2 separate regions of the Homo sapiens genome follow, and region 1 is linked to region 2. Evidence: read pairs that join two places in POLR2A ChIA-PET (ENCODE). Cell type or tissue: OCI-LY7. All regions are shown on one strand. Each heading gives the region's core, and the rest is flanking DNA. Links, peaks and the distances in the headings are about the cores only.

Region 1 (16,739 bases), core at 8,517-12,516, 340 kb after region 2:
GAGGCAGAGGTTTCAGTGAGCCAAGAATGCACCACTGCACTTCAGCCTGGGTGACAGAGTGAGACCCCATCTCAAAAAAAAGACATATAGCCATGTTTTTGGATAGAAGCCTCCGTATGATTAAGCCTGTTCTTATTAATCTATTTATTTAACTTGATCTTGATAAAAGTACCAATTTCCCCTCAAGAACCAGACAAGCTAATTTTAAAGCTCATATGGGGAAAAAAAATGCAAAAAAAAAAAAAAAAAACCAGGAAAATCCTGAAAGAGTAATGAGAGTTTAACTTCCCCTTAGCAGTTATGAAAATATAAATATCCAAGTACAGCAACTTAAAACTACAAAATAAGACAATAAAAAATAAAAATTTAAAACTGCATTAGGTACATGAAAATCAGATCCTAGAAGAAATAGGTTAAAATTCATGTAGACATTTAGTACTAATATGGGTGGCATTTCAAGCGTTGGTGGATAGACTTCAGATGGATCAAAGAACTCTCAAACACAAAAAGAGACGTGTTAAAGATTCATATACATAAAAGTGTCCAGGTGTGGTGGCTCACACCTGTAGTCCTAGCACTTTGGGAGGCCAAGGCAGGCAGAACACTTGAGGCCAGGAGTTCGAGACCAGCCTGGCCAACACGGCAAAACCCCATCTCTATTAAAAATACAAAAAGTTAGCCAGGTATGGTGGCACGTGCCTGCAGTCCCAGCTATTCAACTTGGGAAGGCTGAGGCACGCGAATTACATGAACCCGGGAAGTGGAGGTTGCAGTGAGTTGAGATCGTGCCATTGCACTCCAGCCTGGGCAACAGAGTGAGATGCTGTCTGCCCCCGCTCTAAAAAAAAAAAAAAAAATTTTTTTTCATATACATAAAATTGTGCTTGGTGAAAAAAAAATGCCATTAACAAGGTAAAAACTGCTGGGTGTGGTGGCTCGTGCCTGTAATCCCAGGAGTTGCCTTTGGAGTTACCTTTGGGAGGCCAAGGCAGGGCAGATTGCTTGAGCCCAGGAGTTCGAGACCAGCCTGGGCAACAAGGCAAAACCCCATCTCTACCAAAAGTTAAAAAATTAGCTGGGCATGGTGGCACGCACCTCTGGTAGGAAGGCTGAGGTGGGAGGATTGCTTGGGCCCATAAGTCAAGGGCTGCAGTGAGCCGTGTTCATGCCACCACGCTCCAGCCTAGGCAACAGAGCAAGACCTTCTCAAAAAAACAAAAAACAAAAAAAAACCACACACAACAAAAAAATCAGATAAAAATTAAGATAATCTGGGACAAAACACTTTCAAACTTCTAACTGCAAAACTGCATATATAAATAGAGCTCTTTAAATAGGCAAAGGAGACTACAAATGGCTAACAGATTAAAAAATATTGTCTTATTAATAGAAATGCAAACTGTTTTTAAATAAGCTATACTATTCAAACATTAATAGTATAGTTTGAATAGTATAGTTTGAATAGTATAGTTTCTTTGCTATGGTTGATCAAATGTTTTGAGAATCAATTTGTCAAATGCTATTAATTCAGAACCAAGTCTGACATTTCTGAAATAGTGAAAATTACAGAGTATATAAATTTGAAAATGTTTGTCCAGAGTAGTTTTAATGAGCATTTAGCAATATGAGCAGAATTTGTGCTATTAAGTTACACAAATCCAAGGATTCCCTGTTTAAAATAGGAAAAAAAAAATCACTGCAAATCTTTCTCGCGATATTTGTTGGAAGAAAAAAAGTGAACAGTTGGTTATAAGAGCGAAATGGCTTATATTGAAAGTAAGACACAGATCCATCTGTTCATTTTCATAGGTAGCTTTATTTGGTTTTTAGAAAAATATATACAATAATCGGAACATCAGTTCTTAAATAGTTTTAAGTTAAAAGAATGCAAGTGAGAGGATGTTTCCACAGTCAGATCAATACTGCTTAATAAAGTAGATAGGAATTTCTGCAACAAGTCAAAACATTTACAGGAATGGTAAGAACTCTGCAAGAGCAGCTTGTGGCTGGCAAGTCAGCCAGCTCAGAAAACAGGTAGGAAGGGAAGGGGTTTGATCTTTCCCCTTTAGTTTGAATTTGAGAAAGTGATAAAAGATTTACATATTCACCTATCCTAAAGGCTAGAGCTTTGAGTAAAAACATTAGAATACAGGGATGGAGGCCCTCTAGGGCATATGCTAACAAGCTAACTTATATCAAACAAAAATTTGCCATCTCAATTTGGTATTCAGTTGGATTTGGATATATTAGGATTACCTGTCAGTCACAGTTCAACTAGTTCAGATATAACAAAACTCAAGGACTTGGAGTATTGGTTAATGACATTTCTTTTGGATTAGACCCCTGCTTTCTCTCGAACATTCTTCGTAATGAATTCACAGTATTCAAACTGTTTGCAAAGATATTTGAGTTTGACAGCCTTCTGACTTTCATCGTTTTGAGAAGTTGCGCAAGGAAGCAATAGGAATTGCCTTAGCTTTGTTCTAACTCGACCCTTTTCCCCCATACTGTAGTAACTCCAGGCCTACTTCTCCAGAAGTATAGCTCTTCCCTCCACTGGTCCTTTTCAGGAACTGAAGTCTAATCAGCGCGCCAGCCAGAGGCCAGTTTGTCATGGGATTTCCTGGGGAGCTTAAATGGAAGTGGATCAGAGAACTGATACCACTAGCCACCTCCTTTCCTCGTTGTATGCATTTGCTAAATAAGCAAAGCAATGAGGCAAACGTCATGAGTAACATTAGGCTTCAGAGTCTACAAACACTTGTCTGAATGGGAGAGAGAGGCGATAGGCAATAGGCAAATTAGTAGTAGAGCTAGAGGTTCAATTAAGAATGAGAGGAGAGTGATCGGTATTTTGTTCTCTGTTCATCTATTTCCTGCTTAGTTTTCTTGATGCAACTAAAGATCTCCTTAAACAACGCTTTGTATTCTGGAGGTGTTGTAGGGGAACTCACGGGCTCTGGGTTGACAGAGGCCAGTTCCCAGCCGCTGGCAACAGGCTCAGACTGGGCGTTCACTCCAGTCAGGTCCTTGGCTGCAGCCCTGGAGGTCTGCACAGCCTTGTGTGACAGGGAGTCCTGTTCCTCTTGGCACTTCTTCAGCAACTCTTCATACTTCACCTTCAGGGCGCTGTACTGCGTGTCCACTTCGTGCAGAAGGGAGATGCCCCTCTGTTTCACAGCCTTGGCCCTCCTGATGCAGGTCTCCTCGTGGCCCTTCACGATGTCACTCCCTGCCAAGCTGCTGAGGATCGTCTCACTGCTGCTGCGCTTGAGAGGCTTTCTATGTGATTCCGGCACAGTCAGGAACATCTCTTCCAGCAGGCTCTGGCTGGGCTCTTTGAAAGGAACATACAGAGAGTCTGGCACCAGCTTCTCAACTCCATTCACAAATGGATGCTCTGACTGCAACATCTGTCGCATCTCTGCCACCTCGGCCTCTAGTTCCAGCGCCCGTGCTCGGTAGGCACCTGTGGCCCCCAGCTGCTGCTCCAGTTCACTGTTCTCCTTTAACACGAGCCCATATTCCTCCTCCATAGTCACCCGCTTCTGCCGCTCCAGGCTCAGCTGGGCCTGCAACATTGTCACTGTTTTTTTCAAGTGCTCATTTTCCTCTTCATCAGGGCTTGGCTGACCTTGCAAGGAAGTGATCTTCTCAGCGAACACATGATCATACACGAAGTGTCTAGGGAAAAAAATATTGAAAGAATATATTACACAGGTCCACTGAAAATGACGAGAGGAAGACTGGTGATTTTTTTTCAACTAAATAAATTTGAGGAGCTGTGACAGTGACTAATTTTTTTTTCTTTTTTTTTGAGACGGAGTCTCACTTTGTCGCCAGGCTGGAGTGCAGTGAAGCGATCTCAGCTCATTGCAACCTCAGCCTCCCAGGTTCAAGCGATTCTCCTGCCTCAGCCTCCCGAGTAACTGGGATTTTAGACATGCGCCACCACGCCCAGCTAATTTTGTATTTTTAGTAGAGACGGGGTTTCTCCATGTTGGTCAGGCTGGTCTCGAACTCCCAACCTCAGGTGATCCTCCTGCCTTAGCCTCCCAAAGTGCTGGGATTACAGACGTAAGCCACCACACCCGGCCAACAGTGATTGGTTTTTAGCCACACTTGGAGCAGTGGCTAAAATGGAATTGTGTGAGGCTGGTAAATAAACACATGAAAGCAAACTCAATTTTTGTGACAAATCTTTTTTTAATGTTAAAAGTACTAGAGAACATCTATTCTAGCAGTATGACAATGACCTCACAAGGGAAACCTTAAAAAGTACTGGTGCCTGGGTCCCAACCCACAGATTCCAACCTAGTTGGTCTGCTACCTGGCCTGAGGGTTTCTAAAGGCTCTCCAAATGATTCATAATATGTAACTACGATTGAATCACTACAGCAAATTACTGTTGCTGTGGTGATTTTTAACCAGGAATGTTCATCAGAATTGCCTGGGCAGCTTTTTACCCGCACCTAGAAATTCTGATTTAGGCCTGAGGAAATGTGTTGGTATTTGCATTTTGAAAAACCCCACAGGTGATCTGATGTACAGCCAAGGTTGAGACCCACCAAATGAACCACCTGGTTTCTCCTGCTCAGTCTGAAGCACCTTGACTATTTATTTGTGTTTTTATTTGCTTATCTGCCGTTCCGTTAGACTGAAAGCTCACAGGGGTAGAAACTATTTTGCTCGCCAACCCTTGGGTCTAGCATACAGCTTGCCACACAAGTGTTCCATAAATACTTCTTAAAGATTCAGACTTATAACTCTAAATTATAAAGGTACTTCTTTAAGCAAAAAATCTCCTGTTCGCTTGAATTTTTGTTTTACCAGTATTTCTGTTTTTCTTCACTCTAATGTAAAACACAACTCCCAAATCTAGTCTATCAGAATTCATCTTAAACTATGATTTAATACATTAAAAACACTGAAATAAGTGTTCCAAGACTTTCAAAATGAGAACTACTAATATCTAAGAACTCTGTAATTTATATGTTTAAGTGATTTTGTTCAAACCAATGGTAGCTTAATAGCTAAGTGACTTTTCTTAAAATGGTACTTTCAATCTACTGGAAATCAGAATGTGCCAATGACATGAGACAGTCCCTGCTGTAACTCCACAGAAAGGCAGGCTCTTACTGGCGGAGGTCATACAGCTCCTTCAGACATGCAAAGCTGGGTGCCGGTTTCTCCTGGTCACACTTTCCCGGGCTCCTTCTCCCTTGGCCAGATGACTTCAGCTCCTCCACTTGGCTCTGGAGGTGATCAATGTTGGTTTGCAGGCATTCAATCGTTTCAGTCAGGCTGTGAGGAACAGACAGAAGCCACTGCTGCTTGTCATATTGAATCAAGGGCAAAAGCGGTGAGGAGAGATTAGGTGCAAACCACTCACACTGGGCTTTCTTAATTGGAAAGGATGTCTATTTAATCTCCATTCTCCAAAAAGAATTAAATTAAACCTTATCCCATATTGACCCAAACCCACTGCAGCCATGTTCTATTCTAGTTTATACTAAAGAACTTCCCCCTAGTCCTTCCTTGTCAGATTCTAGAAAATTTACCTCAGAATCTTTTGCTGTGAGGCCTTGCTGTCAGCAACTAGCTTTTGATTTGTTTCTTCCAGTTCCCTTGCTGTGACGTCTAATTGTTCATAAACCTTTGCATGTTGTTCGTTCATCTGCCGTAGAAGTTCCACTTGCTTCGTCAGATACTGTAAGAGAAGATCAGGACCAGGTGACACAAACAGATAAGATACCTGCTGTTTCTTGGCTGGCTGCGGTGGCTCACGCCTGTAATCCCAGCACTTTGGGAGGCCAAGACGTGTGGATCACCTGAGGTTAGGAATTCGAGACCAGCCTGACCAACATGCTGAAACCCCGTCTCCACTAAAAATACAAAAATTAGCCAGGTGTGGTGGCACACGCCTGTAATCCCAGCTACTTGGGAGGCTGAGGCAGGAAAATTGCTTGAACCTGGAAGACAGAGGTTGCAATGAGCCGAGATGGCGCCATTGCACTCCAGCCTGGGCAACAAGAATGAAACTCCATCTCAAAAAAAAAAAAAAGATACCTGCTGTTCTGCTGTTCCAACACCAATTCTCCGATTGTCAGCACCAACTCTTGTTGGGGTGGGGCTGACATAGAGTCTCCATCTCTGGGCTCACTGGCCTCCCAGCACTGCCCAGAAGCTCCTTTAGACCCATTTCAGTTTTCTCCAGGTCTTCTCTCACATCAGCATGATTGATTCAATTATTGGCCATTGGTGACTGAACTCAAGCTCCAACCCTTCCCTCTATCCAGAGGTTGTGGGGCTGGGACTGATAGATCTAACCCTCTAATCATGTGGTTGCCTTCTCTGGTGACCAGACCTCAACCTATCAGGAAATTCCAAGGGTTTTAGGAGTTCTATGCCAGAAACCAGGGACAAAGACCAAATATATAATTTTTATTATACCACAATACCATATGTTTATTTTAAGAAAAGAAGAAATTAAACTCCCTGTCTTCATAAGAAATGAGCACAGGCTGTCCTTTATATGCTTAGCTCCTCTAATGCTCACCAATACCCCAGTGCATTGTGAGGCTAATTTTCCAAAGCATATACCATGCATAAAATTAATATTCAACTAAAAAATCTAAAGTGAGACATAACAATCCCTTAAGACAAAAAACATGGAACATGTGATCAAAGTTTAAGCAAAAACATCATGTTTAACAGAAATAAAGCCTAACGTGGAGGATTTTTAAAAAAAATTATACTCTAAGTTCTAGGGTACATGTGCACAATGTGCAGGTTTGATACATAGGTATACATGTGACATGTTGGTTTGCTGCACCCATCAACTCATCATTTACATTAGGTATTTCTCCTAATGCTATCCCCACCCCGACAGGCCCCAGTGTGTGATGTTCCCCACCCTGTGCCCAAATGATCTCGTTGTTCAATTCCCACCTATGAGTGAGAACATGCAGTGTTTGGTTTTCTGTCCTTGTGATAGTTTGCTGAGAATGATGGTTTCCGGCTTCATCCATGTCCCTGCAAAGGACATGAACTCATCCTTTTTTATGGCTGCATAGTATTCCATGGTGTACATGTGCCACATTTTCTTAATCCAGTCTATCAACTGATGGACATTTGGGTTGGTTCCAAGTCTTTGCTATTGTGAATAGTGCCGCAATAAACATACGTGTGCATGCGTCTTTATAGCAGCATGATTTATGATACTTTGGGTACATACCCAGTAATGGGACTGCTGGGTCAAATGGTAATTCTAGTTCTAGATCCTTGAGGAATTGACACCCTGTCTTCCACAATGGTTGAACTAATTTACACTCCCACCAACAGTGTAAAACGTTCCTATTTCTATGTGGAGGATCTTAATTTGGAAAAAAAAATCAATCTCTTTCTCTGAATGAGGCATTCTGGACCAAAAAAAATGAAAAGTATGTTGCTTTGACGAGAAATATATTTTAGCTTAATATGCTTCAAAGACTCCTGTTATTTTTAATTTTATGAGAGTTTTATCACCATTATCCTCCTTATTCACGAGAAATTTATCAGATGATTTATTCTGGTCCTGCTAAGACTGCTTCCTAAATGGCCAAGGATAAAGGGGAATAATCCCAACCTTAATGCCGCAGTGTAAGTCACCTTGATTCCCTCCCTGCTCAGCTCTACCTGAAGACACTAAAACACAGTATATATTCCAAAGGAAAAAGTCACAGTATTTCCCTGGACAGAACCAGAAAGAGGGGAGAAATGGTTTGAAGCTTACTGATGATCAAACTGTAAAAGACTCAGAACTTGACTTTAAAAACACTCTTCTTGGCCAGGCATGGTGGCTCACACCTGTAATCCCAACACTTTGGGAGGCCAAAACAGGCAGATTGCTTAAGGCAGGCCAGGAGTTCAAGACCAGCCTGGCCAACATGACAAAAACCCACCTCTAATAAAAATACAAAAATTAGTCCGGCGTGGTGGCACGCGCCTGTAATCCCACGTACTCAGGAGGCTGAGGCATGAGAATCTTTTGAACGTGGGAGGTGAACGTTGCAGTGAACCGAGATCGTGCCACTGCACTACAGCCTGGGTGACAGAGACTGTCTCAAACACAACACAACACACTCTTCTTGAGGCTTTTTCTACAACTCTAGAAGGATTTGCAAGGCTAACAAACAATGGGCTAAATGACACTCAACGGGCCCTTAAAGTGTTGAAAAAAGCATATATGGCTTTTTTTTTTTCAAATCCATTTACATAACTCAGCAGCAAAGAGTTGAACAAACACTTAACCTAACTTCAACTTTCTCATCTGAAACTCTTGAAGTCAAAAGTGTTTTGGAAAATTCTTTAAATTTTAGAAAGACAACATGGCGCTCATACCTGACACACAGCTGACACCTTATAATACCTGTGAGGTCTGGGCAGCACCCTGTAATCAAGCATTAATATTTCTGCATCAAAAAGTATGAACTAAGACTATAAACAGCCTCACATCAGTTCAGGTAAAGATCTACTACCAAATGAATCTGTTGCAAATTTAAGGGGAAAAAAAAAATCTTGCTTTATAGAGCTTTTTGAGTTCGGAATTAGTAAGTGGATCTGTTAGTACCTACCATGTAGAACTGGCAGAATTAAATGAGAAAGGTGAGCACATGGCACGGTCTATAAAAGCCTGTGTGTAGTCTTCACTGCCTCAACTCCCACCAGCTTCTTCTGGTCCTTTGGAAATCAACCACTAATTCTCATGCGTGAAGCTTTCTCAGAACTAAAGGAGTAGGCCCTTAATCCTGCCCTCGGGCTAGTAATTCCATAGTAGGTTCTTGTCATTGATGGGAACATGTTCAATCTCTTAGGAATTGATGAGATTCCACAGGAGCGGAAAAAAGGCTTAGAATCACAAGAATATATATATAATAGCTGCAGAAATGTTTCAAGCTTCTTTATATCAAGTATAAATTATCAAGTATTCTTTAGGACTCAGAACTACCTTTAAAAAGGCTAATGCATAAGCCAGACATTAATTTATTAATATACAACAGGAACTGTTCCTGCCCAGTGACAAGAATATTCACATCCTCTATTAGGACACAGCTGCCCCACAAAGGGCATGTGAAAGGCCGATTCATGAATGAGAGTCTCTGGTAGACATGGGATCAGAGGAGTCTGATGGGAGGCAGTGGTATAGTAGCTAAGAGCACAGGCTTTGGAGTCAGAACCTGGTTTGAGGTCTTGCTTTGCTGTTTAGAACTGGGTAACCTACAGCAAGCACATTTTTCTAATGTGAGTTCTCCTCATCAACTACTTCATAAGGCTGTAAAGATAAATATGTGTGTGGGAGAGACTGGACTATGTCACCCCAAAGCATGCGTCTTTGGCATAAAAAGGTTCCTGCCTCCTCCCTCTCTACCAGGGAGAACAAAGGTTAACCACTAACAACTTTAGACCTTTATGGGCCAGAAGACAGCACCAGAGGAATCCACACTAACAAGCTTTGCTAACGGGCCTTTATCACCACTTACTTGCCTTCCCACAAGTTCTGCCCCTAGACAAAGTTCTTCCCCTTTGTCTTGTCACTTCTCTAAAAAATTACCATTCTTTGTTGAAGATACTACATAAGCTGGAATTCAAAGCCACCTCTGAGAATGACTCATCCCCTGGGTATCTCCCACACATATAAATGAAATAGATATGTTAGTAAGCTTGTTTTTCTCTTGTTAATCTGTCTTTTGTTGCAGGGGTCCTTTCCAACTAAGCACTCATGAAGGTTGAGGAAAAAAATATTTTTCCTCCCTGACATATACAAATATATAATTTACAAAAACGTTAATATATGTAGAGAGCTCAGCATGAGATCTGGCAGATGGTAAATTGCTCAATAAGGAGAAGCTACTGTCATCTTTATTTAAAGCTACAGTTTTCAAACTTTACATGTGCTAAGATTCACCTGGAAGAAGATTTATTAAAGTGTAAGAACCTGGGTCCCTTCCCCTCAAACGGCTGAGACTGGAGTAGAGCCAGGATTCTGCATTTTTAGCAACAAACCCAGGTGATATTAGTACAGGCAGTCCAGAGATCACACTTAGAGAAATGTTGATCTTGGACATGGAAAATCCTGGACGTCCCCTGCCCTGACCAATGTCCTTTTCTCTTGGGTCTAGGAGACACAGGCATTCACTGGATCAATGATGACTCTTCAGCTTAATGCTCACCGTCTCCCTGCATAGGGCTCAGCTTAGATGCAGTTATCCACTAAGATTAGGTTATATTTTAACTGTACCACAGCAGCATTCATCATCATAACGCTTCACTTTGGTATGTTCTTAACAATCATTAATTCCCTGAAATTACAAACTAGTTACCTTAACCTTGCTTGAGTGATCCTTCCTAACTTCTCAGTCCAAACAAATACTGAATTTCTACAGATGGCTAATCTTATCCACTGCATTTTAAAACTTTCTATTGTGGACCAGGTGTGGTGGCTCATGCCTGTAATCCCAGCACTTTGGGAGGCCAAGGCGGGTGGATCACTTGAGGACAGGAGTTCGAGACCAGCCTGGCCAACATGGTGAAACTCCATCTCTACTTAAAAAAAAAAAAAAAAAATTAGTTAGGCATGGTGGCACACGCCTGTAGTCCCAGCTACTTGGGAGGCTGAGGCATGAGAATCACTTGAACCCAGGAGGCAAAGGTTGCAGTGAGATAAGATCACACCATTGCACTCCAGCCTGGGCGACAGAGTGAGACTATGTCTAAAAATAAATAAATAAATAAAACTTTCTATTGTGGATAATCTCAAACATATATACATGCAGAGAAATGGTTTAATGAACTCCCACGTACCCATCAACCAGTTTCAACAATTATCAACATACAGCCAATCTTATTTCATCTCTACTCTCCTACTTTCCTCGTCCTCCAATCATTTTAAAGCTAATCCAAGGCATCTCAAGTATACATCTTCATACATTTCTAGGACGTTTTATTTTAACCACAATTCCTAAGGGAAAAAAACTCAATAATTCCTTAACATCTATTACGTTTCAGCATTAATATTTTCCCAATTGTCTCAAGTGGTTTTTCCAGCTTCATTTGTTAGCTATTGATTTTTTTAAAATTTCACACTTAGGGGAGATATCTTTGCCTTTTTTGGAGTTGCCCCACTGCAAGGCAAGTGCCTCCCTCCTCTAATGCCTTTACGATCCCCTATCCGGGGGGATGCAGTTCTCCTGGCTGCTCCACCTAAGCCAGCAGTTCTTAGCCTGGGGTCCATGGATAGACTTTAGAGGGTCTGTGAACATGGATGAATTTAAAGGGTCTGAACAGCTACATCTTCATTTTTGTTAACTTCTAAATGAAATTTGACATTTCTTTCAAGTACTAATAGATCTGTTAAAATTTATAGGAGACCACTGGTTTGGACTGAGTCCCTGCCCTAGGCCCAACAAACCAAACCAAAATGGAGTCACTTGTGCTAAAGTTCCATGTCAGCAAGCCAAAGCAAAGTTGTTCATCTGACTTCTGAGAAATTAGAAGAGATAATAGCCAAGCCCCCAAACATGCCAGTTTTAGCCAGCATAAGGGACTTCCCTCTGCTTTAACCTTTACAAATAAATTAACTTTGAAACCACCCATTTTTTGTTTTCTGTTTCTGCTTTCCTCAGCCCCTGTCTATAAAACCAACTTCCTCTGCTCAGCTCATTGAAACCCTCATTCTCTAAGAATGAGGTGTTGCCCAACTTTAGAATCTCAAATAAAAGCTAATTAAGATCTTTATACTATGTTTGTCGTAATTTTTTCTTTTGACAGAGGCAATAAACCACTAGTAGTATTAGGTTTATCTGTGACTTCATCATCAACAGAAATCACAGGTATTTTCATATTGCACTATAGTTGCAGAAATCTTGATTTACTGCCTACATTCATCACTATTTGAAATCATGGTAGTTTCTAGATCTTGTTATTAAATATGTTAATACGTATCTATATTACATCACAAATTTACTTTTTTCAATATTTGACAGGTATTTCATTCTAACAGGTTTCCTTTGTAATTCAATGAATTTTAAGAGGATTATCCTAGATCTCATTAGATAATCAAAGGGATCCATGGCACCAAAGAAAGATTATAAATTCCAGTTATCCTTCTGGCCTCATTTCAAACATAACCTCTTCAGAAGCCTTTTAAGACCACTTTGGCCAGGTGCTGTGGCTCATGGCTGTAATCCCAGCACTCTGGGAGGCCGAGGTGGGCAGATCACTTGAGGTCAGGAGTTCGAGACCAGCCTGGCCAACATGGCAAAACCCCGTCTCTACTAAAAATACAAAAATTTGCTGGGTGTGGTGGCTCATGCCTATAATCCCAGCACTTTGGGAGGCCGAGGCAGGTGGATCACCTGAGGTCAGGAGTTTGAGACCAGCCTGGCCAACATGGTGAAACCCCATCTCTACTAAAAATACAAAAATTCGCCGGGCATGATGGCAGGTGCCTGTAATCCCAGCTACTCAGGAGGCTGAGGCAGGAGAATCACTTGAACCCAGGAGGTGGAGGTTGCAGTGGGCCGAGATCACGCCACTGCACTCCAGCCTGGGGGACAAGAGCAAGACTTTGTCTAAAAAATAAAATAAAATAAATAAAAATACAAAAATTATCCAGGCAAGGTAGTGTATGCCTGTAATCCCAGCTACTCTACTGGGGAGGCTGAAGCAGGAGAATTGTTTGAACCTGCGAGGCAGAAGTTGCAGTGAGCCAAGATCATGCCACTGCACTCCAACCTCAGCAACAGAACAAGACTCCATCTCAAAAAAAAAAAAGAAAAAAAAAAAAAAAAAAGAAGACCACCTTAAAGCAGGTCTAAAGCGGCAGCATTCCCAAGGTACCCTAAATTGATTTCTCTCAAAACAATACAATAATATTCAATTTTTTGTTGTTGTTGAGATGGAGTCTCACTCTGTTGCCCAGGCTGGAGGCACGATCTCAGCTCACTGCAATCTTGGTCTCCCAGGTTCAAGTGATTCTGCTGCCTCAGCCTCCTGAGTAGCTGGGATTACAGGCTTGCACCACCACACCAGGCTAATTTTTGTATTTTTATTAGAGACTGGGTTTCACCATGTTGGCCGGGCTGGTCTTGAACTCCTGACCTCAGGAGATCCACCTGACTCGGCCTGCCAAAGTGAAGGGATTACAGGCATGAGCCACCGTGCCAGGCCAGTACTGTAGTCTTCTAAGAATGGAAGGCTCTTGTGTATCTAGTCCATTCCTGACACACAGTAGGGGACAAAAAAATACTGGCGAACTGGCAGTTTCTAGACTTTTCTTCACAACAGCTTATTGTGCTTGGCATGACTCAGACTGTGAGATGTCAAGGGGGATTTAACTGAAAGGTTTTGAGAAGGGCTTTGGCTTTAGCCCTCTTGGGAAAACAGCCTATTAACCATGAATTCTCTCCCCGCTTTTCCATTTATAGATTATTTCTCTGTATTTATTCCCATGGCAGCAATTGCCCCGGTAATCTGAGGGGGAGACTTTTACAGTTCCTACCAGATACCAGATGGGTCTCAAGTTGTTGTTCTCTTACAGATAGGATGTTCAAGTTAGAGTTGTGGCCAACATACAGGAAACAAGTCAATATGCAAATAAGTACAAACAGGCCATTTAAGAAACTATAGAAAGTTCCTTGTTTGATATATAAAAACCTGTGATACCTGTGATAACAACATAATGAAACCATTTAAGAACTTGTGATATTTTGGTTTTAGATGACTTGGCTTTAACAACAATCTAAAGAATGTCAAGGAGCTTGTTTTCACATGGTAGGAGCTTAATCTTATTATATAAAACCAAAATTAATCAGAAAAGCCCTTCACTTCTCCAAGATTCAGTTATAGGGGACCTACAGAAGAGTCTGACAAAACCAGTCAGCAACTTAAAGAAAAATGATGAGCTCTCTAAGTACGTACTGATGTAAGGCCAGACATCTAGGTCTATGGAGTCAGTGCTTCATTTTTTTTCTGAATCTAGAAGGAAATGGGTTAGCTTATTTCCTACCTCTCATCTCAAGGTACAGACATGCTGCTGACATGCTGGTTTTCTCTTTGATACACAGCCTCCAATGAATCTGACTGCCATAGTAAACAGGAAAGGGAGACATTTAAAGCAAAACAGTGGGGGAAGGGGGTCATGGGGTAGCAGAAATGTGGGCAAAAATGTCAACTTATAGCAAAATGCCTTGGGTTTATCTCACTGTCTAGGAATTTGCACAGACTGTCACCTCAACTATGAGTACAAGGTTCCAGTTATGCACAAAAGCTACAAACAGGCCACCTTTACAATTAAGGTAAATCTTTAAAAAACAAAGGCCAGCAGAATTACATAAATACCTATTTGCAATTGTGGAATCCTAACCTGGAACGCAGGGAAAGATAGAAACAAACGACCCCAAGTAAAAATGCATAGAAATGGAGTGGAAATCTGGCTTGTAAGCAGTGTTGGGATTATCCTGAAATTAAGGATTACAGCCTAAATCCTCTGAATTTACTATCAAAATGAACTTCCACAATAATAAAGAAATATTTCCTATTACTTTTGAAAAATCTCTTTCCCCTGATGAAATATATTTCCCCTGTAGAAATTTGGTGGCGGGAGGCATGAACATGAAAATAGAAACCACCTATAATCCCATTATTAAAATTGTGGGATTAGATTGTTTTTAAAGTCTATTTCCAGTAATTCTGGAAGATTTATTTTTTCAGAATTTAAGTTCTTTCATGACTATAGTTAACAATATCTTATTGTATACTTCAAAATAGCTAGAAAAGATACGCAATATTCCCAACACAAAGAAATGATAAATGTTGGAGGTCATGGTTATCTCAGTTTAGATTTCATCATTACACATTGTATGCTTGTATCAAAACGTCACAGGCGCCCCAGATATATGTAAAGCTGTTATATATCCATACAAATTTTTAAAGACTTTTTTCACTACTAAAATTCTTTTTTTTTTTGAGACGGAGTCTCGCTTTTTTGCTCAGGCTGGACTGCAGTGGCGCAATCTTGGCTCACTGCAACCTCCACCTCCCGGGTTCAAGCAATTCTCTGCCTCAGCCTCCTGAGTAGCTGGGATTACAGGCGCCCGCCACCACGCCCAGCTAATTTTTCTATTTTTAGCAGAGATGGGGTTTCGCCATCTTGGCCAGGCTTATCTTGAACTCCTGACCTCGTGATCTACCTGCCTCAGCCTCCCAAAGTGCTGGGATTACAGGAGTGAGCCACCGCCACCGGCTCACTACTAAAATTCTTAAAACATTGGTAAACTATGCAACGATTTATACCGTTCAAAATATATATGCTTCCATAATCTCATCCCCTCAGAAAAATCCTATACCAAAGTAACAATTTATACTGTTCAAAATATATATGCCTCCATAATCTCATCCCCTCAGAAAACTCCTACACCAAAGCAGTGTAAGCATTATCACCATTCCATAACGGAGCAAAGAGAATCTGAGGGGTAATTCATATGTCTAAATTCTCTAGCTATTTGCAATTAAAATTGAGGGTTTAAACCTGAATCTCCTAAAACAGAGGCCAGAGCCCCTTCTGCCTGCCTTAAAAATCTCCAGAGGTGGAAACCCAAAGTTTAGGAGTTATTAGAAGAGCTTTGTAAGCTGTTTCTCCTCTGTTAAAATACTGATTTCAACAAAGTATTGATTACCTAGTATGTGTGAAAGACCATGAATAAACACAACAGTGCTCACTGTTGCAATGGGAAATAAGGGGAAAGGAAAATAAAGCAAATCAATTAAGTATCATATGCAGTAGAATATTGATACATGCAGTAAAAGCAGCACAAAATATTTTTCCATTTCCAAAGAGGGCATGAACTCTTGAAAGAAGGGATGCCTTGAAGGCCAGACTACTTTGAGTGCTAGGCACAACTCCTGTAGGGGATAATGCAGGTGTCTAAGCAGGGAAGTAACCAAAACACAAGGCTGTAGGCTGCTTACACGGTTGTAGCAAAGTGTAAATGAATCCAATGGTGTCTGATCTCATTACTCTCCCAAGTAAGAGTTCTCTCCTCCCCTCCTTCCACCCAGAACAGAAAAAACTTGCTCTGGATTCTTAAAAAATTATCTAAGTTTTTCAAATTAGCACTGAAAAAAAGTAAGACAGGCTACAGGCTTCTCTGAAGCCAGTTTAACCATTATTTTGAATAGTTTAATCTTTTTTCGTTTTCACATAAAAGGAAATTTTTGTTTTTTTCGTTTTTACATTAAAAATGATGCCTACCAAAAATACTGATCAATTTTTAGGAGGATTGTTTGAAACCCTCCAAGAGTCTTTGAAAGAATATTTGTGGTTCTACTTACAAAATACCCTTTGGCAGTGTCCAAGTTGTCTATTTCCATAATAAGTCAGAATCTTAGGGATCTTGTCCTAGTATTTTCACCAGTTCTCTGCACTATTTTTCATTCGCTCAGATGAGTTTGTTCCCAGACCATTCTTCTGGACTGTCTCATTTTAAATTTCACTGGTGGTGGGATAGGAGCTGACTTTTTGTTCTTCAACTATATATTTTTCTGAATTAAAAAAATGATCTTTTTTTTTTTTTTTTTTTTTTTTTTTTGAGACGGAGTTTCACTCTTTCGCCCAGACTGGAGTGAAGTGGCAGGATCTCGGCTCACTGTGACCTCCGCCCTGCAGGTTCAAGGGATTCTCCTGCCTCAGCCTCCCGAGT
Region 2 (16,739 bases), core at 6,394-10,393:
TCATCATCATTCTATTCAGCTGGAGTTAGAATATGTGCAAACTGTTCAAACATTCAGCCCTAGGATTCTTCTAAGCTGGCCAGTAGAGAACATCAGTGGATATTATCTGGGAATTTAGTCCTGTATAGTTACAGTTTCTTCTATCACTGGGCAATAGAAAACCCCAACAAGAAGCCAAATATGACTCAATTAAATTTCTCCAGTACTTATTTAAAAAAAGAAGAAAAGAAAAAAGAAACTGAAGACTATTGCAGTAATGTGATATGCATTATATCTGGATCCTTGGAGTATATGAATTATCTTGTGTCAATTTCTGTGGCAGAGGAAAAATAAATTGTATAATAACAAAAAAAAAAAACCTTTCCCCCAAGAGACCAATGTTTGGACAGAAAAGTCAATATAGACCAGCAATCAAACCCTTCCTTCTCCCAGCTATGTAGTGACACTGATACTCTGTTGCACATTTCTGCAAGGCTGTTGGATTTGGTGGAATTTGAAACCTCCTGAATTTTGTGGACATGTAAGCATTCCAAAAATAGAGACAGATGTCACTCTTCTAGGTCCTTCTAGAGACGACCTATGTGGCATTTAAGGAGAAAATGAGTGTTTCATCTCCATCTGCTGCACGGAGTACCATTAGGGAGAGCTGGATCAAACGTCAGGGTTAGTGGTGATTCGGCCCATGAGCTGTGGAAGAAAAGAAAACCTCCACCATAGCATATGCTGACAAATTATGCAAATGCCTTATTTTCCTGTTTATTCATCCAACTTAAGACGCTGCACACACAACTCAGTAAACGGGATCATAACACCTGGTTGCTCAGGTCAAAAACTTATTCTTGAGTTCTCTTTCAACTCCTTCCCCATTATCAGCAGGTCCTTCCCTCTATCTACAAAACATCCAAATCTGTCCATTCCTCTCCATCTTCACTACTCTCACCCTAGCCAAAGCTACACTTCTCTCTCGTGGACTACTTGGCCTCTTAACTGGCGTCCCTGTTGTCATCTTTGCCTTTCCCCCATACAAGCTACACTATGGATCTTCACAGATTAAGTAAGATCATGGGATTCTGCAAACACCCTCCATTGCCTTCTCATTGCACTCAGAACAAAATCCAAGGCCCCCAAAGCCCTACACCTAGCCTCTGCCTACCTCTTGTCATACTACTCTCCTGCCACACAGGCCATTTTGCAATTCCTTGGACACGCTGATCTCTTTCTGCCCCCCTCCCCTAATGATCTTTGCATTGGCTGTTCCCTCTGTCTGGTCTTGCGCCAGGTCTTCAAAGTGCAGATCTTTACGATCGTGATGGTCTCAGCGGAAATGCATCCTTCCCTATCGCAGGTATCGCTCCGACTCCCATCACACTGACCTCCATTGAATTCAGGGATCTGCACCTGAAATTATCTTTATTTTACAGATAGGTTCTTAATGTGTTTCTGTCTCTTCCCACCAGAACGTGAGCTCCCCAAGAGCGGGCGCCTTGCCTCTGTCCACTCCAGCACCTCTGCACCTACAACGTCTGACGAAGAGGGGTTGTCGAAAGCTATTTGCTAAATGGGGCAATCCTGGGAGCTGACGGCCGCGGAACGGGCAATGAGAATACAAGGTGACAGGGACCGCGCGGGGCCCGGAGTCGCTCGGCGGGAGTCGGGGCCCGCCTCCTGCTGGAAGACGGGCAGCTCCCCACTCTCATTCCAGTTTTGCTTCTGAGGGGCTCAGGAGGGGCCGCAGCCTGTGCCCAGTCATCAACATCAACAATCTTATTAGTGGGCAGAAAGCCAAGAGGTGGCGTGGCCTGCCAGAAGAGACCGGGACCCGGGCAGGGACCGGAGCCGGGCCGGTCGGGTCCGGGTCCAGAACGTAGAGGCGGGCGGTGCGGGGAGGGGCCCAGGGCGGCCGGCCGAGCCGGGAGGACGGAGCTGGGGCGCGGCGGCTGGGGAGCCGGGACCGGCCTCGCCAACGCCGCGGCTTCGCTTCCGGGTGAGGGGCGGGCGGGCCGAGCAGTTCCGGGGCGGGCGGCGGTTCCGTCTGTGCGGGCCGCGCCGCGGCTGCTGGTCCCGGGCGCGCGGAGGGCGCGAGCGGCGCGCGGGGGCCGAGGGGGCGCGAGGCAGCGGCGCGGGGACTCCGGGCCCCGGCGGCGGCCCATGGGGCGGGAGGCGTGAGGCCGCTGCCTGTCCGGGGCTCGGGGGGTGGGGGGAGCGGGGCGGGGAGATGGATAAACTGACCATCATCTCAGGATGTCTCTTTCTGGCCGCCGATATCTTCGCCATCGCCAGCATCGCCAACCCGGACTGGATCAACACCGGGGAGTCTGCGGGTGAGCCGCTGGCGCGCCGGGCCGGGCGGGGGATTGGCTGAGGGCGACGCGAGAGAGGGGAGACCCGGACTGAGGAGAGGACGGGGTGGAGGGTCCCGGCCGGAGGCTAGCCTGAGGAGACCGGGGGCGGAGGGGAGACCCGGGCCGCGGAGGAAAGGGATGGAGGAGAGGAAGCCGCCGGGCGCCAGCGGGACCCCCGGGCTGAGGGGAGAGGCGCCCCAGGCCGGGTGAAAAGTGGCCGAGGAGACCTGGGCTGGGCTGGCAAGTCCCGGACCGGGGAGGAGGGGAGCAGCCCTCCGATGTGAGGGATCGCAGAGGAATGAGCTTCGTTCTGGATTAAAAAAAAAAAAAAAAAAGTCAAGGTGGGAGACGGGAGGAAACTGAGGCTCCTGCAAGGGAATTAGAAACCAGGCGGAGAGGCTAGGGCTGAGAGTGAGGCAGCCTGCGGGGCAGTGCGGGAGCCACTAGAGAGCTGGTGGGCGAGGGGAGGCCGAGAGGGATCAGGTCCGACCCCAGACCCTCCACCACCAGAGGAAGCTGCGGCCGGGGGCGAGCCCGGGCTGCGGGCGCTGACCCCACCAGGCAGGGTGAATGGTGGGTGCTGGGAGAGCTGGTGGGGTTGGTGGGAGTGGGGGGCGCCGGATTGGAGCCCCTCTGCACCGCCGCCCCCGCCCATCCCCTGCCCGCTTGGCAATGTTTGAGAAGCTTGTGGCTTCGGATTTTCCCTTTGAAGTGTGTATGTGGTTATAATTCTGCTTTATTTTAGGCCCGGGAGCTATAATACTACTAATAATAAACCTCATTTTATGGAGCGTCTTTCATTCCAGCGCATCACAAAAACGCTGGAGAGCTCTTAATAGTAGTTACAAAATTAAATAACACATTACAGTTGCAGGCAGCCCGGCAGCGGGAGCAGTGCTTGCTGTACCACCACGGAGCTGTGGGCGGGAGAGGCAAGGTGGTGCCCTCGGGAAAGAGGCGGGCATCTTTCTGAAGGGTACCCCAGGTGAATGCGCTTCCAAGATTTTTCTCAGCTTGGGCCACTTCTTTCCCTGTTACCTCTTCTCCCTCCCCTCTTCCCCCGCCTCTCTTTCTCCCTCTCTCCCAGACCTGTGAGACCAAACCTTAATTAATGTAAACAGCTGTCAGGAGAGCTGCTCCGATTTAAGGAATGGTCTTGTTTTTTAACTGCTTGTTCAGTGCAGGTGAAGGAACTTTTGGAGGGTTGGGAATGTCAAGCTCCCTCCATGGATAATTTCTTATAAAAATGCGGCCGGGCGCGGTGGCTCACGCCTGTAATCCCAGCACTTTGGGAGGCCGAGGCGGGCGGATCAGGAGGTCAGGATTTCGAAACTAGCCTGACCAACATGGCGAAACCCCGTCTCTACTAAAAATACAAAAAAAAAAAAAAAAAAAAAAAAAAAAAAAAAGAGAATTAGCCGGGCATGGTGGCGTGCACCTGTAATCCCAGCTACTCAGGAGGTGAGGCAGGAGAATCGCTTGAACCCGGGAGGCAGAGGTTGCAGTGAGCTGAGATTGCGCTACTGCACTCCAGCCTGGGCGACAGAGCGAGACTCTGTCTCAAAAAAAAGAAAAAGAAAAGCATCACTGTGCTGTCAAAACTTAATTTTTAAGTATTACTTATGGTTCTGTATTTATCCTGCAATATTTTTAGCTCTTAGAAAAAAAGTGGTAGCTGGGACATTTGTTGCTTCCTCCTCCCTCCCTTCTCTCCCCCAATCTAGACCTAGTAACACAAAATCATGCTGTCATATTCACTGGTTATTAAAATAACACTCTAAAAATTCTGCTACTTTTCTTGCCCATAGAGTTTTAGCAGAACTCTTAATTGTAAAAGATATGAAGAATCAGGATGGTTTCGAATTTGGTGGTACTATGGGCTTTGTTTATGAAAATATTGTTGCTGCCCGACAACTTAACACGGTTACATGTATGACATCCAGTTCGTGACCTGTTGATGTTTTTATCCTACTTACATGTGTATTGACTCCTTTTATGAGACTTTCAGGCTTCACGTACTTAGGGGAAAAGGGGTTTCGGTGCTGTAGCAGAAGGAATCTTTTTACAAAGAAGTTTTAGATAGAATCCCAATAGATAAAATAGACTAAATGACCATGCAAAAGATATAGTTGAAAGAGAAGAATTGTTACATATAAAAGAGAAGAAAGATAAGTGATAGCATAACGTTCCTAAGATGGAAAAGGGCATAGCCGGGCGTGGTGGCTCATGCCTGTAATCCCAGCACTTTGGGAGGCCAAGGCGGACGGATCACCTGAGGACAGGAGTTTGAGACCATCCTGGCCAACATGATGAAACCCTGTCTCTACTAAAAATACAAAGAAGTTAGCCGGGCGCGGTGGTGCATGCCTGTCATCCCAGCTACTCGGGAGGCTGAGGCAAGAGAATTGCTTGAACTTGGGAGGCGGAGGTTGCAGTGAGCCAAGATCACGCTACTGCACTCTGGCCTGGGCGACAGAATGGTACTCCGTCTTAAAAAGAAAACAGAAAAAAAAAAAAAAAGGGCAAGCTCCTCTTGTATTCAGAAGAAAGCAAGGATAGAATGAGTATAACTCTTTAAAATTTGGAGGCAAAATTGGCTGTGAGTTGCCATGGAGATAGGAGCAATGGATGTCCAAGGTCTGAGGAAATAGAAACTGTTCGAAATAATTGCAGAGAAAGCTTGCCAACGGTGATAAGTAGGTTTGTCTAGCAGCACTGATGCGTCGTGGAAGTTGATGGTCATGAACATACAGTGTGATAACCTATCTGCCCTCTTGACCTTTTCTAGTAGTGCTATGTCATTTTGGTACTAAGGTAGGTGAATTTTCCAAGTGTTCTTGGAAATAAGGAAACATCAAGAATAATGTAAAAGCCTCATATACAATAATGAATAATAAAGAATAATGTGAAGGCTTCATTCAAGGTTGGGGTTTGCCAGATACATTGCAACAAAATGACAGAGCAGCCAAGGTATTTAGGATAGTGGCCAAAGTATTGTAATGATGGCTTATGGAGTGTCAGCTGGATAAAGAGTGAAAATGAATAAAAACTAATGGATTGTTCAGTCGAATAGCAGATGGTACAATGGTACATGGCCAGTAGAATAGGGGACCCAATAAAATTGAAGACCAGTCAGAGTGGGAGTGATCAATCCAGCAAAGTGGAATGGCAGGGGATCGTAGGCACAAGGTCCAGAGTGTAACAGTGACAATGTGTGGCTGATGTGGGATCGAGGAAGTGATTGTTTTTTTTCTAAAAGTTTTCCTTGCCATCTCAGGATACCACTCCGTTAAATATTATGGCTAGAAAGAGGAATAAGAGATACTAGGAACATAGGAAATTTTTAAAATTCTTATCTAGCATGTATTTCTTACCTTACATATGTCAGGCAGTAAACCCCCCAAAACATAAAACGAATGGGACAGTATGTTCCTTGGTTTACCGTTGTGCTTGAGCTTGTATGCTGTACAGTCTCACCTGAGCAGGCAGATGTAGTCCTGAGTTAAAAAAAAAAAAAAAAAAAGTGCAGAGTTACACCTTCCAAATCAATGAAACATTTACAAGAAGTTCAAGTAAGATCTCAGTGGTGACAGGTCTAGCTTATTTCAAGAGCTGCACAAAAGCCACTTAACCTGGCAACAAAAAGTTAATGTGTTGGTTCCCTTTGGTGTATTATATTCAGTCTATTAAAGTTTTGATTGTGATGTTTTCATTGCAGTTTTTATACCGGATAAAATGTATTTTAGAAGTAGAACTTTTGGAGCTGAAATAGTCTGCAGAATGTAGCTTGAAAACCACGGCAGTGAACTACTAAGGGAAAGTTTCAGAATTCAAGTCTAGACTTCATCACTTCGTAGCTCTGTAGCTTTAGGGCAGGTTCTTTAGCCTCTCTTTGTCTCCGTTTCCTCCTGTGTAAAGTAGGGATAATAAAAGTATCCATCTCACTGGGATATTTTGATAATTAACTGAGTTAACCCATGTCAAACATTTAGAACAGTACCTGACACACAGTAAATGCTCAATAAAAATTACATATTGTTATATTGCTGTTCTAGTTTATAAGAACAGGTGTCAGAATCCAGTTTTGAAATGAAAGCCCAGAACTGTGAGAAATGATGTTTTTCTCTATTAGATGTTCTAGGAAATAAGGAAACATCAAGAATAATACAGCCATGCTTAGAACAAGTTAAATATATGTCCCTCTTGGCTTTGGACTTTCTCTGTCACTTCCGTGCTGTTCTTCCTCTTCCAGTCTCTCCATACTCTAATCTCTGTTCTCAGCTTCTACTTGAACTACCATAGAAGGAATAGAAAAAAAAAAAAAAAAAAGAGTAACTTCCTGAAGTCCCTATTGATAAACTGTTACTATAAGATTATGGACCATACTTTGGACAGCAGAGTTTTTCATGTTTTTATTGTCTTGGTCTAGATACAGAGAAAGTACATCCCTTTTATTTTCACCTGTGTGATTAACATTTCATCTACTTCTTGTAATGGCTTGTGGATTATGCACAAACTTTTGAAGATCTGAAACATATTGTATGTATGGGGGAAGGCACTCTAATGAAGACTGTTTGTGTTAGTGTAACCAGAAATATTAAATGTAGATGAATACAGTGGCAAAATTACATAATTCTGCTATGCTAAGGTCAAATTTCTGCTGGTTACTGGAACTCAACACCAATAGGAATATCTTTGATTTTATATAATGCTTCATAGTTTTTGAAGCACTTTGACATCCATTACTTGATCTGATTCCTTAGGATGTTTATATTTGGCCAATGTAAAATAGTCATTTTCACATTTTCCCCCACATGGTAGTGCTTTGCATGTGAGATTTGAGTTTCAGTGCTGCAAAGATTCCATTGAAGAAAATTCTTCACTGAAGTATTACCTATATGTTATTTATGCACACCTTTTACTTATCTTAAATGAAATTAAAATTCTTCAGTGGCTGGAGGTTTTCCCAGATTACAGAAGAGGGAAAGAAGGAGACTTGGGGGTCTTTGCTTTGTACAAGCTTCTTAATTTCACTGTCACTCTCTTCTCACCCCTGAAGAGACTTTTTGTCAGGGGGAAAAATTAGTGTTAGTTAATTTTAACAAGATAAACAGTTAAGTAAAGCTGCGTCTCTGATAAATATAAATGGTCTGCAGATCCCTTTAGTGAGGAAGGCATTATCCCCTCACAGCAAGGATTTCAGTGACCGTAATCCTAATCATCCTAGATAGATTTGCCTTATGTTCTTTATGAAGATTTCCAGATGTTCCCCAAAAGTCTCTTTCAAGTAGCTGAAAGAACTTCTCCCTTATGTCTCGTCAAAATTTCCCTAAAGTGGTTATCATATTCATGTTATAGTTTGTCATAACGAAGTTAAGGTTAGTGTATTCATTTCTGAAGATATTTTCATTCTTGTTGTTTTTAAAATTGTCTAGATGGGATGTTACTGTTTGGGGGGGGGGAATCTCAAAAACTGACATGTTTTTCCCTGCTTGTATTCTGAACTAGTTGAGGGGCAAAAAAGAAATAAGGTATTTAGGGGCTAAAATATTATTTTATTACTAAGAAAGAGGATATTGGAGAATGTCACTTACATTTGGGGGCACGTGACGTCCTACTCCTGGACCTTAAAATTGAGCAGACTTAACAATCCAGTCCCAGACAGAACTGGGGGAACTGCCCCTATAACACTTCCAGCATGACAGAGGAGAGATGAGTGCTTCCAAAGACAAAATGTTGGATCACATATGCCCATTTTCTCCTAAACTACCAGTCAGATGAAGTCAGTCCTTGTGACCTGACAAGGATTGAGTGAGGAGACACAAATGAGCTAAAAGTATTATGCCAACAGGATTCTGTCCTCTCCCCCGGTCTCCATTGCTCATGGATAATAAAATCGGGAATAAGGAGAAAGCCTTATGTGTTTAAAACCCACTATATGTCTAGCATTTTGTGAGGAAGAGTTTTCATTTTCTTCAGGTCTAAAGATTGGCAGGTGTTCAGGGAAGTGAAAGCCTTGGTGAGGGGTATCATTTCCTATTCTGCTACCTCCTACCTACTTCATAGGAAAATCTGGTAAACCTCAGATAAGGGACTGTGGTGCTTGACATCTATCTCATAAGGGTTCAAGATCTACAGGTAGATCCCAGCCTATGCACTGGGGATCCTCAGTTTAAAACACTAAAATTACAAGTTGCTCAAGCAGACCTGTTTATTAAGTAATAGAAAATGATTAAATCATTAGTCCTTTCCCTGGAACTGTAACAACTTCAAAGGTCACAAAGGTACTTTGACATGAAAGAACTCTGTAACATCAGTTGTTAAACAAACCTATCTCAAACTTTATTTTATTAATCACTTTGGACATGATTTATAGAGGACAGGATTTGGTTACCTAAAAGGGCAAACATTTTGAGATTGTGTTGTCCTTGAATTTAAAAAGCATTAATAATATTTCTTCATTGGCCTTTTGAGCCTATTTCCAGTAAATTTTTTTTAAAGAGCTTTATTGAGATGTAATTCACATAATACTAAAATTCATCCATTTAAAGTATACAAATAAAGTATTTAAAGTATACAAATCAGTGGCTTTTAGTATCTTCATAAAGTTGTGTGCTACCATCACCATAGTCCATTTCAGAACATTTTCATTACTCCAAGACCAGGCTAAGAGGTGCCTCTTAGCCTCCTAGGCAACCCCTAATATGCTTTCTGTCTGTTGATTTGCCTATTCTGGACATTTCCAATCATAGAATCTATGTGATCCTTTGTGACAGGCTTCTTAAACTTAGCATAATGTTCTCAAAGTTCATACATGTTATGACTTTTTTTTTTCTTTAAGAGACAGGCTCTTGCTGTGTTTCCCAGGCTCAAACTCCTGGGATCAAGCAATCCTCCAGCCTCAGCCTCCCAAGTAGCTGGGACTATAGATGCACGCTGCCACACCTAGCTATGTATTTCTTTTTTATTGCCAAGTATTCCATTATATGGATAGACCACATTTATTTAGCCATTCATCAGTTGGTGGACATTTGGACCACTCAGTTTTTTACTTCCAAGCATAAAAGTCTATGAAGATAAAGTGATTAAAGATGTTTTTTAAATGTGATTTTTTAAAAAGTGACATTATCAGTATAATCTATTTCAGCATATCAAGTAATAATTATCAATAAAAATTCAAAAACCGGTCTTTTTACAGTACTCACAGGACATGCTTAAAGCTTGAGATCATTTATGATACTGTGAATTCCCAGAGTGGACTAGATTTTCCAATAGGAAATTAGATCTCCTGAACAAAGCATTAATATTTCCTTTACAACCTTAGTTCCAAACATCATCTCTTTTATCATTACCAACAGAGATGGAGCCACTTCAGAATTAAGACTATAAATAAGCCTAAATGTTTTTGGAGAAGGGGAATTTAGGATGAAGAACATGAACAGCAGGCATGAGTAAATGGAAATCACTAAAAGAAGGAAATTCAGAAGAAAAAAAATTAGAGTAAAGACTGCTGATGCATTTGTTAGATTGGCCATACTTATTGAGTCCTTCCTTATTTGGCTGCCAGAACCCCTTTCAAATTTTGCATAGTAATAGTTACATATATCAGTTCTCCACTGTTCTGCTTAGTGTGACCAAAAACATCATTGTTTAATCCCTTTCCTGGTAAATACTGAGTTTGTATTGGAGTTGCAGTATAGTAAAATGGTTCTGTAGGATTTGGAGTCAGGCATATCTCTATTTGATTCTTGGATTCCTTTTTTATTAGCTTTATGATTTGGGGCATGTAATTTGATTTTTCAGCTATAAAATGGAGACAATACATTTACCTCAAAGGATAGTTGTGAGGAGATAAAATGTGGCATATAAGAGATTAGCACATTGTCCGATACTTAGTAAATGCTCAAATGTTAGTCATTTATTACATAAAAGCTCAAAACATCTGGATTTTTAGTGTTTCCCTTTTGTACTGTCTGTCTTATTTATTTACTTATACCTGCCTTGTTCCAGAAAGAGATTTAAGGCAACATAATGTGTCTGTATTTGAATGTTCGTGAACCCAGCTGGGTCCAATCTGGGAAGAGAGACTGCATAGTCAGTTGTTGTGGTAATACACACTTATGGGACACATGTAACTACCAAAACCAAGGAGTACTTGGGTTTTTATGTTTCTGGAACAGATTGAAGAGGTTTTCTAAGTGAAAGACAGCCTAGCATAGTGGAAATGGCACACGGGCTTTGGGGCAAACCAACATGTAGCCAAGTCCCTGTCCTACTATTTACGAGCCGTGTAATTGATCTTAGACAAGTTGCAGTTGAGGGTTTTTATTAATGAAAATTATATCATTCAGACCTGATTAATACCTCTTTCAGCACTTCCAATAGTTATGCAGGTTTAGACTCCAACTTTGTTCTCCTGTGGGTTAAAGAATATTAACCACAGTGTATTGTTAAGATCATTTAGTTCAGAGGTTAGTTTTAAAGGAATTTAAGAGCTGGTAGTACAGTTGGAGTATCAAGTCAATTTTTCTCACCTCAAAGTGTGAAAATAAGTTTGAAATATATGAGATAGTTGGTTCTTTATAGAAACCTGGCAAGCGATATAGCTGAAGATTTAGTTTATGGAATAAATTTTTTTCTAGTTACTAGCTTCTGTAATGCAACTGTGAGTTCATTTTTTCCATAACCCATTTCAATGCATACTTAGGTGGTGGGCCATATTGCATAATCTTATAGGGGAAATTTAGACATGTAATGAAGTGTTCCTGTTTATGAAATTGTCACCATTGAATTATAAATAAGAACTTGTTCGTGCAACCTGAATGCATAATTATTTACATAGTGACCGTGTTTGATATGCTTCTCTAAGAGACCCAGGAAATTAGGTTGTACGGTGACAGCAGTGACAAGTATATAGGTATAAATTTCATATTTACAGCTTTACCTTTGTGATGGTTTATATAACATGACATTCATGTCTTTTTGGTTGTCAGAATGTTGTATTTTCAAGTTCTGAAGCTACACCTTTTTTTCCAAGTACTTTCTAGAATTCCCCGCCCAACTAAGCAGCTAGCAGCTTTATAATTAGAAAACCTGATCCGATTGATAACAACAGATTGAAAGTAGCAGTTATTTCATCCTTTATCAACTACAAACTGATGAAAAAGTAATGTTGGGAAAGCTGTTGTAGAAATCCTAAAGAGGCTTAGATAAGAGCCATGAGGAAACCTGAAGATCTTTGAATATCAGGATACCTAAAAATAGGTACCTGGATTAAAACCATTTTTCAATAATATACCCTTACTGTGTATTTCACCTAAATTTACTGTGTTTGTAAACTTTACTGTGCATTCTCTTGTTAACTGCAAATTACACGGAGGAGAATTCTTGCCAAATATGCAATGAGCAAGTAGAATGTGACGTTCCTTTGGGGTTTATTGCTTTAGAGTTGACAAAAAAAAAGAGCATTTGGGTTTGGGTGTTGCTATCAATGGTACTTACATGTATTTGTGAATATGTACCAACTAACATGTATAGTTTGCTTAAGGGAAGTTTCAGTGTGTGACTCCAGTTCACTTTTGAAGCAAACTGACAAATCTTTGAATCACTGCTTTTTTTTTTAATTAGCAAAAGGCTGCACTTTGTGTGTCTCATTATACTAGCTTTGCTATAAATAAAATATCACATTTGGCATTTTGACACTTGCCGTTGTATATATTGAGCAAAAAGGCAGCTGTTGACTTTTAATATAGATCTGTTCAACTAGGGACCATATTCTACTATAGTTAGAGATTAAACAGGAGTAGAAAAAAATGCAGTTGGGTGGGTCAAGTAAGAAAAAGGAAGAACAAAATTTCATTATTGCAATATATTCACAGTAAGTTGTTTACCTGGAACATGGTTGGGTCCAATTTCAGCCATAATAATAGAAGTTCTTTTCAAAAATAGGCCATGTTCAGATCAGTTCTGCTGACCAGGCCACTGACCTCCAAAGACAAAAATCTTTAAGGCCACTTAGACTGTCAAAGAGATATGACCATTTGATTTATAAGGTACCATCATTTTGATAAAAGAAATCTTTAATTTACTATGAATATTTTAAAAATCTTCCCATAGATATTCCCTATGCGATTGGACTTCATTCCAGACCATCTTGCAACAAATGCTATTGACGTATTTGTGGTCTGTAAGGAATCTGTACTGAAATAATCAGAGAGATTATGTTTAAGCAAATGAAAAAAGTCCTTGAGGTACCCTATACCCTGGGAAGATAAAATTGTATCTTGCATGTCTTACATCTTGTGAGTATGTACCAACATATGCATAGGATCAGGCAATCAGAGAGGAGGTGGAATTTGAGCTTAACAGATGATACATTTAATAATGAGTAATAAGGAAGACTTGGGTGGTTCTTGTTCTTGAAAAGGGAATGGCATGAGTAAAGGTAGAGAGGAGGCAGTGAAATTTCTATTCCAGTCCATTTCTCTGTATTGCAACTTACTTTATCTTTCTAAAGAACAAATAGAATAATAAATACTTGTATAGCATTTACTTTGTGACAGATTCTTTTCTAGACACTTTACATGTGTTAATTGATCCCCACAATGCCCCTGTGTAAGTGCTGTTATTTAGACAGCCTCATGAAAATACAGAGAAGTCACTTGCCTAATGTCACACAGTGGATCCTGGCTCTTAACTATTGCATGTGCTTGTACCAGAAACCTTCAGTGACTTCATCTTCCACAGGACAAAAGACACTCAAGGATTTTCACAATCTGGCTCCAACTTATAATACTTTCTGGCCTTAGATCCTGCTTTTTTCCCCGCATGAATGTACATTCTAGCCCCTCTGTATTACTTTCTGTTTCCTGTGTGTAATCTGTATTCTCATCTGTAATTCTTTGGTCCTCTCACTCTCTCCAGTCCCTGTTTTATCAGTATCCTACCCATCTTCCGAGCATATCAGTTGCTATCTTCATAAAACCTTTTTTGATCCCTTACCTAAAGTGATTTTCCAACCCCTTGGTAACACTTTGCACATTTTTTATGGTAGCATATCTGTGTCATGGTTATTTGTGTGGTACTTGCCCTATTTTCTAGTATAATTTTTTTGTAGTATAGATTTTTTTAAAGTTCTTTGAGAGCAGGGAATATGATTTGTTGATCTTTGTATCTTAGGCAGCATTCAGTCTAAGCTTGCACAGGGCAGGAAAGAGGAAATGTTATGGTTAACACTAAGATTTTGAACCTGGGCTAGGGAATAAAATTGGGAATTTAGAGAGTGAGGTGATTGTAAAAAGTGAGGAGTTGATTTAGACATGTTCTGTTTGAGGTGATAGTAGGATATGCAAGAAGAAAGGGACTAGAGCTCAGAAGACAGGAATATTTGGCACTCCCAGTCTTATCTCATTTTCACAAGTATGATACTTAAATTGCTACATATCAAATTAGCTGCATATCCATAGAATTCAGGCTTCTTTTTTTTAAAAAATGTATCAGTTGGGGCCAGGTGCGGTGGCTCACGCCTGTAATCTCAGCACTTTGGGAGGCCGAGGCGGGCAGATCAGCTGAGGTCGGGAGTTCAAGACCAGCCTGACCAACATAGAGAAACCCCATCTCTACTAAAAATACAAAATTAGCCAGGCGTGGTGGCACATGCCTGTAATCCCAGCTACTCAGGAGGCTGAGGCAGGAGAATCGCTTGAACCCAGGAGGCGGAGGTTGCAGTGAGCCAAGATCGTGTCATTGCACTCCAGCCTGGGCAACAAGAGCGAAAACTCCATCTCCAAAAAAAAAAAAAGTATCAGTTGGTTTTTATTTAGAAAATGAAGTCCAGCTACTATATAATCATTCCTGACTTTAATTTTTTTTTTTTTTTTTTTTGAGATGGAGTTTTGCTCTTGTTGCCCAGGCTGGAGTGCAATGGCTTGATCTCGGATCACTGCAACCTCCGCCTCCCGGGTTCAAGTGATTCTCCTGCCTCAGCCTCTCAAGTAGCTGGGATTACAGGCATGCGCCACCACGCCCAGCTAATTTTTGTATTTTTAGTAGAGACAGGGTTTCTTCATGTTGGTCAGGCTGGTCTTGAACTCCCGACCTCGGGTGATCCACCCGCATCGGCCTCCCAAAGTGCTGGGATTACAGGCGTGAGCCACCGCGCCCAGCCCTGACTTTAATATTATAAGATGAAACTTAATTTGTAGGTTGTTTTGTTGATTCTCTGGGTCAATACGGAAGTTAGATTTCTAGGCTAGCCCACAAGTCCATGTTGTAGTTGAAATACTTACTTCTGCAACAACAAAATAGTAGAAAGCAATACAGTTGCTTTACTATTTGCATTTTCAAAAGATAAAAAGGAACAAGAAAGTGCAGCTTATTTTTCTTATTCTTGATCGGTTTGACTTCAAAGCTTACAGCATTCCTCCTATGTGATATAGTTGTTCACTGAGATTCTTCTTATATATGTCAACAGTGTTTTGGGTTTTCTGGCCCTATCAGAGGAATTACGGAGATTGTATGTGTAAGAGGTTTCCTGAAGTGGAATAACCTGTGGTAGAGTTAACTCAGTAGAGCTGAGGAAGATACGTATGAGTGAATGCAAGTGCATATGATATGTGTAGTTTGCTGTGGTGGGGGTGGGTAGGGGATGGTGAGGAACTTGTAATGGGTAAATAATCTCTCCCATGAGGAAGCAAGATGAAATGGAAGAGGTTGGATCCAATGTTCCTCATCTGAGCCCACGGGAAGGGCCATTGGTCTGGTCTAGAATGGTTACTGCTCGTTGAGGGGACCTCTATGGTTGGATAGAGTAAGGAGAAAAACAGTATTTTGTATGCCAGTTTAAGTATGATAAGGTGCAGATTAAGTCTTTTATGTTGAAATCTGGGTTCTGATTCTGGCTTTCCCATGGTTGTTTTGTTTGTGCTTGAAAATTTACCTAAATTTTGTTATTCTGTATTTTCCCCCAACTGAAAAATAGTTCCTGTCCCCCTTCATCTTCATGAATATCCTCTTACTTGAAAATAAAAGTGAGTGTATATGATATGTTAAATTCTTAGGAAAGTATTTTATTCAGAAAGTTAAAAGAGTATGGGGGCTGGGCTCACACCTGTAATCCCAACACTCTGGGAGGCCGAGATGGGCAGATCGCTTGAGCTCAAGGAGTTCGAGACCAGCCTGGGCAACATGATGAAACCCTGTGTCTACAAAAAATACAAAAATTAACCCGGCGTGATGGCGTGTTCCTGTAGTCCCAGCTACTCAGGAGGCGTAGGTGGGAGGATCTCATGAGCCTGGGAGGTGGAGGTGGCAGTGAGCCGAGACTGGACCACTGCACTCCAGCCTGGGTGACAGAGTGAGACCCTGTCTCAAAAAAAAAATATATATATATAGGGGAGAAGTCAGAACTCAGTTCAAATTCTGGTTCTGTTGTTTACCAGCTGAGGGGCTTTGAGCATGTTTCTTGGCCTCGGAGCTATAGCTTTTTCATGTATAAATGGGGATAATACTTCTTACCTTGAAGGGTGGTTGTAAGAATTAAAGTTAATATATCTGAAACATCTACCACAGTACAGGCACACATGGTAACTGCTGTTATTGTGGTTAAGCAACTAAATGGATTAATCTCTTATCACATTTGATACATGGAACATAAACATTGCAGTTGATTGTTTGCCCACTATACAGTTACTGAAGGCAATCTGATGTTTTTAAAGTAGGATATATCATTGTTTTATCCTTGGCTGCCCGTATCACTTTTTTTTTTTTTCCATTAAAAAAAGTAGTCTCGCTATGTTGCCCAGGCTGGTTTCAAACTCCTCCTGAACTCAAGCAGTTCTCCCGCCCTGACCTCCCAAAGTGCTGGGATTACAGGCATGAGCCACTGCCCAGGCCCTGCCGGTATCACTTTCACGATGTACATTCTAACCATGCCCCTGATACCTGGATTGCTATCTTCTTCCAGCTCAGTGCACTAAGAGTATCAGACAGCCTATCCAAATGTTTATATGCAGGTGCTGTGCTGCATATCAAAGGTAATGTGTATTTGGGGATTTTTCAAGTGTGATGACAGATTGTACTAAGCCACTAGCATCCTTCAACCTTCCTACACTAGCCAACATTTGCTAACTGGGTTATGGATGTAATCTGTAGTCCTAGGGTAGATTTCCCTGACTGGCTAGGTATGTAAACCATAACCCTAACCTCATTAGTTGAGGTTAGTCACTATCATGGACTGAATGCACCCCTCCTTCCAAATTCACATGTTGAAATCCTGACCCCCGATATGGTAGTATTAGGCAGAGGGGATTTGGGGAGGTGATTAAAAAGAGGTCTAGCCCACTTTGTGCTATATGAAGATACAGTGAGAATTTACCAGTTTGCAACCTAGAAGACCCT

Evidence for each region. Peaks named below come from ENCODE experiments on the same cell type or tissue, not always from the same donor. Only the 100,000 strongest peaks of a DNase experiment are listed, where the experiment ranks them.
Region 1: POLR2A ChIA-PET joins it to region 2 with 7 read pairs; 3 of 35 experiments call an interaction of 5 or more read pairs at or near these places.

What each region holds. Positions count from the first base shown.
Region 1 is chr16:22,344,140-22,360,878 of GRCh38, forward strand. CDR2 (cerebellar degeneration related protein 2) reads right to left here. Exons shown (of 5, transcript NM_001802.2): 3 at 5,562-5,710; 4 at 5,140-5,304; 5 at 1,797-3,684. The coding sequence ends at 2,826. It overlaps LOC124903664 (a long non-coding RNA gene), which reads right to left and starts at 616. Exons shown (of 2, transcript XR_007065026.1): 1 at 1-616. RefSeq lists enhancers at 2,738-3,238, 13,132-13,211 and a silencer at 14,082-14,151. In OCI-LY7, for the core only: no CTCF peak of the experiment used is centred there; no DNase peak of the experiment used is centred there.
Region 2 is chr16:22,006,087-22,022,825 of GRCh38, forward strand. MOSMO (modulator of smoothened) reads left to right here and starts at 2,025. Exons shown (of 3, transcript NM_001164579.2): 1 at 2,025-2,321. The coding sequence starts at 2,216. RefSeq lists a silencer at 1,817-2,056. In OCI-LY7, for the core only: no CTCF peak of the experiment used is centred there; a DNase peak (open chromatin) is centred at 8,385.